2 separate regions of the Homo sapiens genome follow, and region 2 is linked to region 1. A link is a contact called in ENCODE Hi-C or POLR2A ChIA-PET data. All regions are on one chromosome and are shown on one strand. Each heading gives the region's core, a stretch centred on a gene start or an enhancer-like site at or near the end of the contact. The rest is flanking DNA. Distances are from core to core; before and after follow the strand shown. Region 1 overlaps IQCK (IQ motif containing K). Region 2 overlaps GTF3C1 (general transcription factor IIIC subunit 1).

Evidence for each region. Hi-C counts contacts between places; a loop is a spot of excess contacts on that map. ChIA-PET counts read pairs that join two places held with the same protein, here RNA polymerase II (POLR2A).
Region 2: a loop to region 1 is called in a map of ovary, with 30 times the contacts of the local background. The contact joins two enhancer-like sites. A Hi-C loop is called at or near these places in 1 of 168 maps with a recorded cell type or tissue (ovary). POLR2A ChIA-PET finds 5 or more read pairs at or near these places in 1 of 52 experiments (T-cell).

The regions. Positions count from the first base shown.
Region 1 is chr16:19,842,859-19,847,068 of GRCh38, reverse strand. All of the region lies in intron 8 of IQCK (IQ motif containing K), which reads right to left. Among named protein-coding and RNA genes, the nearest start is that of GPRC5B, 40 kb to the left of the region's middle. Within about 2 kb of position 1,933, at least 4 of the 41 ENCODE cell types and tissues checked have a DNase peak (open chromatin) inside an H3K27ac peak, as active enhancers do.
Region 2 is chr16:27,524,651-27,528,860 of GRCh38, reverse strand. GTF3C1 (general transcription factor IIIC subunit 1) reads left to right here. Exons shown (of 37, transcript NM_001520.4): 6 at 140-263. Among named protein-coding and RNA genes, the nearest start is that of GTF3C1, 23 kb to the left of the region's middle. RefSeq lists a silencer at 2,304-2,504. Within about 2 kb of position 2,505, at least 5 of the 41 ENCODE cell types and tissues checked have a DNase peak (open chromatin) inside an H3K27ac peak, as active enhancers do.

The DNA.
Region 1 (4,210 bases), core at 684-3,183:
GAGATACTAAGCAACGTGCCCAAGGTCACAGAGTTAAGTAAATGGCCACACCAAGATTCTGATCTTGGTATCTTTTGACTCCAAAACCCATGGTCTTAACCATCATCTGACACCACCTTGGAGTAAGAATTGGTCCCTAAAGTTAGAAAGGCAGGGGAGTGTATTATATATATTACCGAGATTTTATTTTTCCATGAAGAGCAATACATTATAGAAAATTCGAAGAATACAGGAAAAAAAGAAAAAAAAAATCTATGCCCCTCTGCCCCCAACTAGAAGAACAAATTGTGGAAGATTCCTTTCTACAAAGAAATACATGTTGACATTCAGGGCGTAAATGTCAGTAGCCTGGTAAATTTACCTCCATTTCTTGACAGTACCAGATGCTGTGTTGCATTATTTTTGGGAAAATTAAGCCAACTTGGAAGCCACAAGGCATTCCGGGAGAACGTGACAGCCTTGAATGAGCAGTAATTGCAGCTTTCTGTTGTTGACTTCCAAACAGTTACTAAAGTTAATCCAGAGCAAAGTCTCCTTGAAGGCAGTATTTTAAATGGAAACATTTGGCGTGGGAGTGGCAACATTGGTTATATTGAGACAGAACCATGGGATTATCAAGGTTTGACCCCGTAAAGGGTCTTGATTCCTGGAAAAAGAGAGATTCAATAAAAGGCTTGTTTTTAATAGGTGAAAACTGAGGTATTGACAGGGGAAGGAAGCCACCAAATCAAACCTAGCAATGGAGCCATCCAAGCACAGCTTAGCTGCTTAGAGCACACCACTTGGGAGAAGGCAGCTCCGGCTTTGAATCCTACCACCATTTACCAACTGGGTGGCCTGAACAAGTCTCTCAACATCTTGGAAGCCTCAGCTCTCTCATCCATAAAAGGAGGATAGGAAGACTTTCCTTTTGGTAGAATTCAAGGATGAAACGAAATGGTACATATTGTATGGCACATAATAAATATTCAATAAAATTATTATTATTTTTTGAGATGGGGTCTCGCTCTATTGCCCAGGCTGGAGTGCAGTGATGTGATCTCAGCTCACTGCAGCCTCTGCCTCCTGGGCTCAGGTGATCCCCCCCACCTCAGCCTCCCAAGTAACTGGGACCACAGGTATGCACCACCACGCCTGGCTAATTTTTTGTGTCCTTGGTAGAGATGGGGTTTCACCATGTTGCTTAGGCTGGTCTCGAACTCCTGAGCTCAAGTGATCCGCCCGCCTCAGCCTCCCAAACTGCTGGGATTACAGGCATGAGCCACCATGCCCGGCTATAAAATTATTTGTTATCACACAAGTAATGCAGTTACTGCAGAAAAACTGGAAAATATAATATTTTAAAACAAATATTTAAGCAGGTTTTCTTTAAATCATTGAGTAAGCCTTAGTTTATGTGTTATTCATATGTATTTATAGATCTATTCGTATTTTCTTTCTATATCTCAATTTACAAGGGTAACTCCATTTTGCAATTAGCTGAAATACATTAAGATTGGAGTTTTAGTGCTGCAGTTTAAACAGCCACCATCTGGTTGTCCTTCGAAATTCTGTGTCTTCAAAAGCCGAGTGAGTCATGGGTGTGAATGAACACAGACAAACCCCATCAGCCGTGTCTTATGACTTTTTTATTTATCACTGCATTCTCAGCTGCCGCTGCCCAAACTGAACCTTTAGAAATATCCCAGGCATTCTGAATGAGTTTAGGGTATAAACTGTTAGCCAGTTCAGACTGGCAGAAGCTCTGTATATTATATGCTGCCTTTAAGAACAACAGAGACAAACCCTCCAGTTTATTTTTAAACAGCTCCTCTACAAGGGTAACAAATTAATAAACAATTGAGAAATTATTTCAATCTGTACTTAGGGATTGCGAGACAAGATTCACTCATCTTGATGGCTGACTCAGAACCCAGGGCAGATAGGGCTAACATCAAGAAACTCCAAGGAGTAAGAAACTAAACTGGCAGGGCGTGGTGGCTCACACTTGTAATCCCAGCACTTTGGGAGGCCGAGGCGGGCTGATCTCTTGAGCCCAGGAGTTCGAGACCAGCCTGGGCAATGTGGCGAAACCTCTACAAAAACTACAAAAATTAGTCAGGCATGGTGACGTGTGCCTGTAGTCCCAGCTACTAGGGAGGCTGAGGTGGGAGGATCACTTTAGCCCAGCAGGCAGCGGTTGCAGTGAGCCAAGATTGTGCCACTGTGCTACAATCTGGGGGACACAGCAAGACCCTGTCTCAAAAACAAAACAAAACAAAACAAAAAACTTCCCATCCCCTTTCTTCATGTTTGGTAAGGTGTTTGTTGTTGTTGTTGTTATTGTTTTTACCAAACATGAAGAAAGAGGATGGGAATTAACATCCTTTGAGTTTCAACCGGCGTTCTTTCTAACAGGAAGCCCCCGGTCCACTGAAAAGAAAACACGAACGTTTTCAACCACTTACTACGATGAGAAATACATTTATCTACAAACAAAGCTACATTTTTAGAAAAGATCACTGATCTCATCTATGTCATTTTTGCCCCTTAAATGTCTCCTAAATCTGTCCACTTTTGTCTGTTCTTACTGCCACCGGGTCATCCGACCCATCTCCAATGTGCCCCATACTCTTCTTTCCTATAAAGCCCTCCTGATGCTGTGTGGCCCAGCTGAAATTGGGTTCAACTCTGAAGTCTTCAACAAGGCCGGCCAGACACAGTGGCTCACATCTGTAATCCCAGCACTTTGGGAGGCCAAGGCGGGCGGATCACCTGAGGTCAGGAGTTCAACACCGCCGGGCCAACATAGTGAAACCCTGTCACTACTAAAAATACAAAAATTAGCCGGGCGTGGTGGCAGGTGCCTGTAATCCTAGCTACTTGGGAGGCTGAAGTGGGAGAATCCCTTGAGCCTGGGAGGTGGAGCTTGCAGTGAGCCGAGGTCGTGCCACTGCACTCCAGCCTGGGTGACAGAGCCAGACCCTGTCTCAAAAAAAAAAAAAAAAGCAAGCATATGAGTACACAAAACCTTGTACATGAATATTCATAGCAGCATTATTCATAATAGCCAAAAAGTGGAAACAATTCAAATGCCCATCAATTGATTAATGGATAAGTGAGATGTGATACCTTCATACAATGGAATATTACTCAGCCATGCTACAGACTGAGTTATGTCCCTCAGAATTCATATGATGAAGCCTTAACTCCCACCATCTAACTGTATTGGAGATAGGACCTTTAAGGAGGTGATTAAGGTTAAGGGTATATACCTGATCTGGTAGAACTGGTACCCTTACAAGAAGAAGAAGTAGAGACACCAGAGAGCTCCCTCTCCCATGTGATGACCCAGCAAGAAGGTGGCTGTCTGCAAGCCGGGAAGAGAGCCCTCACTAGAACCTGACCATGCTGGTTCCTTGATCTCAGACTTACAGTCTCCAGAACTATGAGAGAAGAAATGTCTGTTGTTTAAACTGTCAAGTCTGTGGTATTTTATTATGGCAGCCTGAGCTGACTAATACAAGCTGTAAAAAGGAGTAAAGTACTGACACATGCTACAGCATGGATAAACTTTGCAAACATTGTGCTGAGTGAAAGAAGTCAGTCACAAAGGATTACATATTGAATGATTCCATTTATATGAACTGTCCAGACCAGGCAAATCCATAAAGAGACAGAGTAGATTAGTGGTTGTCTGGGGCTGGGAGGATTGGAAGTCTTGGGAGATAATGGCTAAAGGGTGTAGGGTTTCTTCTGGGGGTGATGAAAATGTGCTAAAATTCATTTAGTGATGGTTGCAAATTCTGTGACATCTGTAGTATCTGTGATATACTAAAAGCCATTGAGTTGTACACTTTGAATTGCATGATATATGAATTATATCTCAATAAAACTTTTAAAAAAAGAAAGATGACATTTCAATAATGGTCATCTCTAGGCGGTGAGACAGAATCACCCACTTTTTTGTTTAGTTTTCTACAAAGAGCAAGTATTACTTCTACAATCAGTTAAGAAGAAAGTTATTTTTAACAATTCTGTTAAAACAAATGCCAGCCCTATTCTCCTTGTCAACAAAGCTGATAAAACTTACACCTTTGCAAGAGTCAGATATGCTCTAATGACAACTCCCCCGGGCCAGGCTTCCCAGTGTTTAATGTTCTTCCCCATACATTATCTCATCTGAGATTCACAAGCTGTCTGTGTTATAAGCAAGGAAAACAACTGTTTT
Region 2 (4,210 bases), core at 1,256-3,755, 7.7 Mb before region 1:
GCTTGGCAGGCTTTCCTCATTAGTACCTCAAGATAATCAATTAATTCAGGTCCTGAACTTGTGTTCATTTATATGACTTTCTAGTCATTTCAGACATCTTGCTGTGTCTAATAGTAGCCTTTAAATTGTGTTTTGGCAGGGGCTGTGCGAAAGGACGTTTAAGCGTCTGTACCAGTATATGCTGAACGCCGGGCTAGCCAAGGTGGTGTCTCTTCGCTTGCAAGAGATCCACCCTGAATGTGGACCTTGTAAGACAAAGAAAGGTAATGCAGAGTCTCAGCTTCTGTTCCCTTGGCTGGCTGGCTCTCACTTCTGTCTTCTAAGCTTCAGCCTCTCTCTCTCTGATCACATTCTGCCTTGTGGCATAATGATTTCACATATTTATTTAACTCTGCGCCTCAGTGCCTGGCTCAGGACTGTCCATATAAAAAGTGCCTAGAAAATGTTTGCTGAACAAACTTCCAGCAAACATCTCTGTGGTGTCCTCCAAAATCATAGTTTTATCAGGTGCCCAAATAAACAAGTTCATCTTTTCCTCCTTATATTAAGCCACTCTAGTCTCCTTCTTTTTCTTTTTTTTCTTTGCTTTTTTGAGGCAGTCTCGCTTTTGTCGCCCATAGTGCAGTGGTGCGATCTCTGCTCACTACAACCTCTGCCTTTCGGGTTCAAGCAATTCTCCTGCCTCAACCTCCTGAGTAGCTGAAACTGCAGGTGCCCGCCACCATGCCTGGCTAATTTTTTGTATTTTTAGTAGAGACAGCGTTTCGCCATGCTGGCCAGGCTGGTCTTGAACTCCTGACCTCAGGTGATCCACTCACCTTGGCCTCCCAAAGTCCTGGGATTATAAGCGTGAGCCACCACACTCAGCCTCTTTTTTTTTTTTTTTTGAGACAGGGTCTTTCTCTGTTGCCCAGGCTGGTGTGCAGTGGCATCATCTCAGCTCACTGAAATCTCCACTTCCTGGGCTCAAACGATCCTCCCGCCTCAGCCTCACCACACCCGACTAATTTTTGTATTTTTTTGTAGCGAGAAAGTCTCGCTATGTTGCCCAGTCTGGTCTCAAACTCCTGGACTCAAGTGATCCACCCGCCTCAGCCCTGCAAAGTGCTGGGATTACAGGCGTGGGCTACCACTGCCAGCCACTTATCATTCTTTAGCCTGCCTTTGTGAAGTGCCTACTCTGTATTGCATGATCTCGTTATCTAGCCCTGTAAGGTTGGTGGCATTGTCACCATTTTATATGTAAGAAAATTAAAGTGAAGAGATGCTGAGTAACTTACAGAAGGTTAAACAATCAGTACTCAGCAGAGGTAGGATCTGAGCCTTCTAAGAAAGTTAACTTAAGGAGCATACTATGAAACTTTAAAAACCTTCCTTAGTCTGGGCACGGTGGCTCACGCCTGTAATCCCTGCACTTTGGGAGGCTCAGGTGGGCAGATCACTTGAGGTCTGGAGTTGGAGACCAGCCTGGCTAACATGGTGAAACCCCATTTCTACTAAAAGTGCAAAAAATTAGCCAGGTGTGGTGGCACACGCCTGTAATCCCAGCTACTCAGGAGGCTGAGGCAGGAGAATCGCTTGAACCTGGGAGGCAGAGGTTGCAGTGAGCTGAGATCACGCCATTGCATTCCAGCCTCTGTTATATTTTTTTCCTAGACAGGGTCTCGCTCTATTTCCCAGGCTGGAGTGCAGTGGCACAACCATGGCTCACCACAGCCTTGATCTCCCAGGCTCAAGCTAATCCTCTTGCCTCAGCCTCATGAGTAGCTGAGGCTACAGGCAAACCCTACCATGCTGGGCTAATTTCTTTTTATTTTCAGTAGAGACGAAGTCTTGCTATCATGCCCAGGCTGGTCTTGAACTCCTGGGCTCAAGTGATCTCCTGCCTTGGCCTCCCAAAGTGCTGGGATTATAGGCGTGAGCCACCAAGTCCAGTTATTTTTATCTATTCTTGATTTTTGTCCCATCCTTTTTACTCCTCCTGATTAACCAGAATCATTTTAAAAGCTGCAGGTCAGAGTTCTCAGTAAAAGGTGATAGTTGGAATATATGCATTTATATGCACTCCACCCAAACTTCACCATAGTGATGAAAAGGGATATAAGAGGAGTAAACCCTCAACTACAAAGAATACAGGACAGGAAATGACAAAAGGGAGAGCTGGTGATGACATTTGGGTGCTCAAAGGTAGATGGGCAAATGGCGACTGACTGACCAGACTGGGAAAGCTAAGTGCCTGTGAAGGGCGATAGCCAAAAACTGACACCTCAGAACTTGAAATCAACTAAAACTTGGGGATACTGGGTGCCTTTGAAAGCGTAAGTATGGATAGGGCTAGAAACAAGAGAATTGGTTAATGGTCTGTGTGAGAAGTTGCAATCCTGTAAGAGGCCCTTCCCCGCAGAGACAGAAGTCTGGCATTGTCTCTACAGAGCATGCTGGAGGGTTTCTAGGCTCAGAGATAGGAGACCAAGCTGGAGACTGGGCACTGTGCCAAAAATGAGGGCTCTGTGACAGTCTTGCTAGGTGAGAGTTTCCCAGCTGCTGCTCCCAGCTTGGCCGTCTCTTGTTTTAGTCTGTCGTTTGATGTGCATCCTCCAGTAGCTTCCCAAAGGGGAACGTGGGCTCCTAGAACCATTTGGCTCTTCCAACACTGACAGCCAGACTTACGGTTTCCTAGGCCAGAGGCTGGAGACTTCTTTTTCTGAAGAAACTGACCAGTCCATGAGAAAAATCCTCCAGATACTGAAATTTGGGGGTTTTCCCAACAAAATAGCCCCTGCAAGCTCCCTGTTCATGGAAGCCCACCTGATGGTAACTTCTCCCTTCCTCCTCTCCACTTCCAAAACACAGGGCTTTGGGCAGCATTTTAATGCCTCCCTGAATATTTCAGGAAAACTCATAAGAAACAAACATAGGATACTGAAATAAAGTAGGGAGCAGAAGAAACTGAAAAATAAAGAATCCTTAGAGTTAGTGACATGCTCATAGAAAACCAAGCAAATGGCAAAAAGTGCAGTTATTAATTCCAAGGAAACCCAAAAGGTGTACAAGAAAAGATTGCTTATAGCCTGTGTGCTTGACTTTGTGGGCATAGCAAGTTGCCTGTGGAGACCGACTTCATTCACACTCCTCAGGAGAGTGTGTGCTGAATGAGGACAGACCCACAGCACCCCCAGGGCGGGGCTCAGTGCCCTGCAGAAGGTAGGCAGGCGTATTTGTCAAGAGACTGTGAACTGCCCATCTAGGGAAGCTTGTCTCTTCCTTTATTTCCTAGCTTAGTTAATGGAAGCACTGGCCACCTGTCTGGCTTCCCTGTGTCTGAGAAAAGTCTTGTGGAGGAGATGGTATCACACAGATAATTACAATACCACAGGTATATAAACAAAGAAGGAACAGCTGGGAGGTTAGGAAACCTTCCTAGAGCAAAACCTCATCTTTGAGTTCCTAGTGTTTAACACATTCTCAGTGCTGAGTAAATGTGTGATTGGTTGAATGACTGGAACTCCTTGAGGAAAAGTGTGGTAGCATCAGCCTTTAAGTAGAGAGGAAAATAGAAAAGATTGTTGGGTCCTGTGGCAAGGAAGAAAAAAGGCTCACGGAACTGAGAGGTGTCCTGGGGACTTAACTGTTAGGTGATTCCTCAGTATTTGATCTTTTCTTTTCTTTTCTTTTATTTCTTTCTTTTCTTTTCTTTCTTTTCTTTTTTTGACACAGAGTTTCTCTCTATTGCCCAGGCTGGAGTGCAGTTGCATGATCTTGGCTCACTGCAGCCTCTGCCTCCCGGGTTCAAGTGATTCTCCTGCCTCAGCCTCCCAAGTAGAGATTACAGGCGTGCGCCACCACACCCAGCTAATTTTTGTATTTTTAGTAGAGATGGGGTTTTACCATGTTGGCCAGGCTGGTCTTGAACCCCTGACCTCAGGTGATCTGCCCGCCTCAGCCTCCCAAAGTGCTGGGATTACAGGCGTGAGCCACTGCACTCAGCCCTCAGTATTTGATTTTGAAGTCTAATGGCCTGAATACCTAAATACTCATGGCCTGTGGAGCTGTTAATCATTTTTATTTTCTGTCCTGTTGGAAGAAAGGTGTTAAGGAAAAGACAGAAGTAATTTATATTTAAAGTAAAGAGAAACTAAGGAGGAACCTTAGTTCCTTAAAGAACCTTTTTTGCTAGACAGGCAACTGTAGAGAAAGGCTTCTCCCTAGC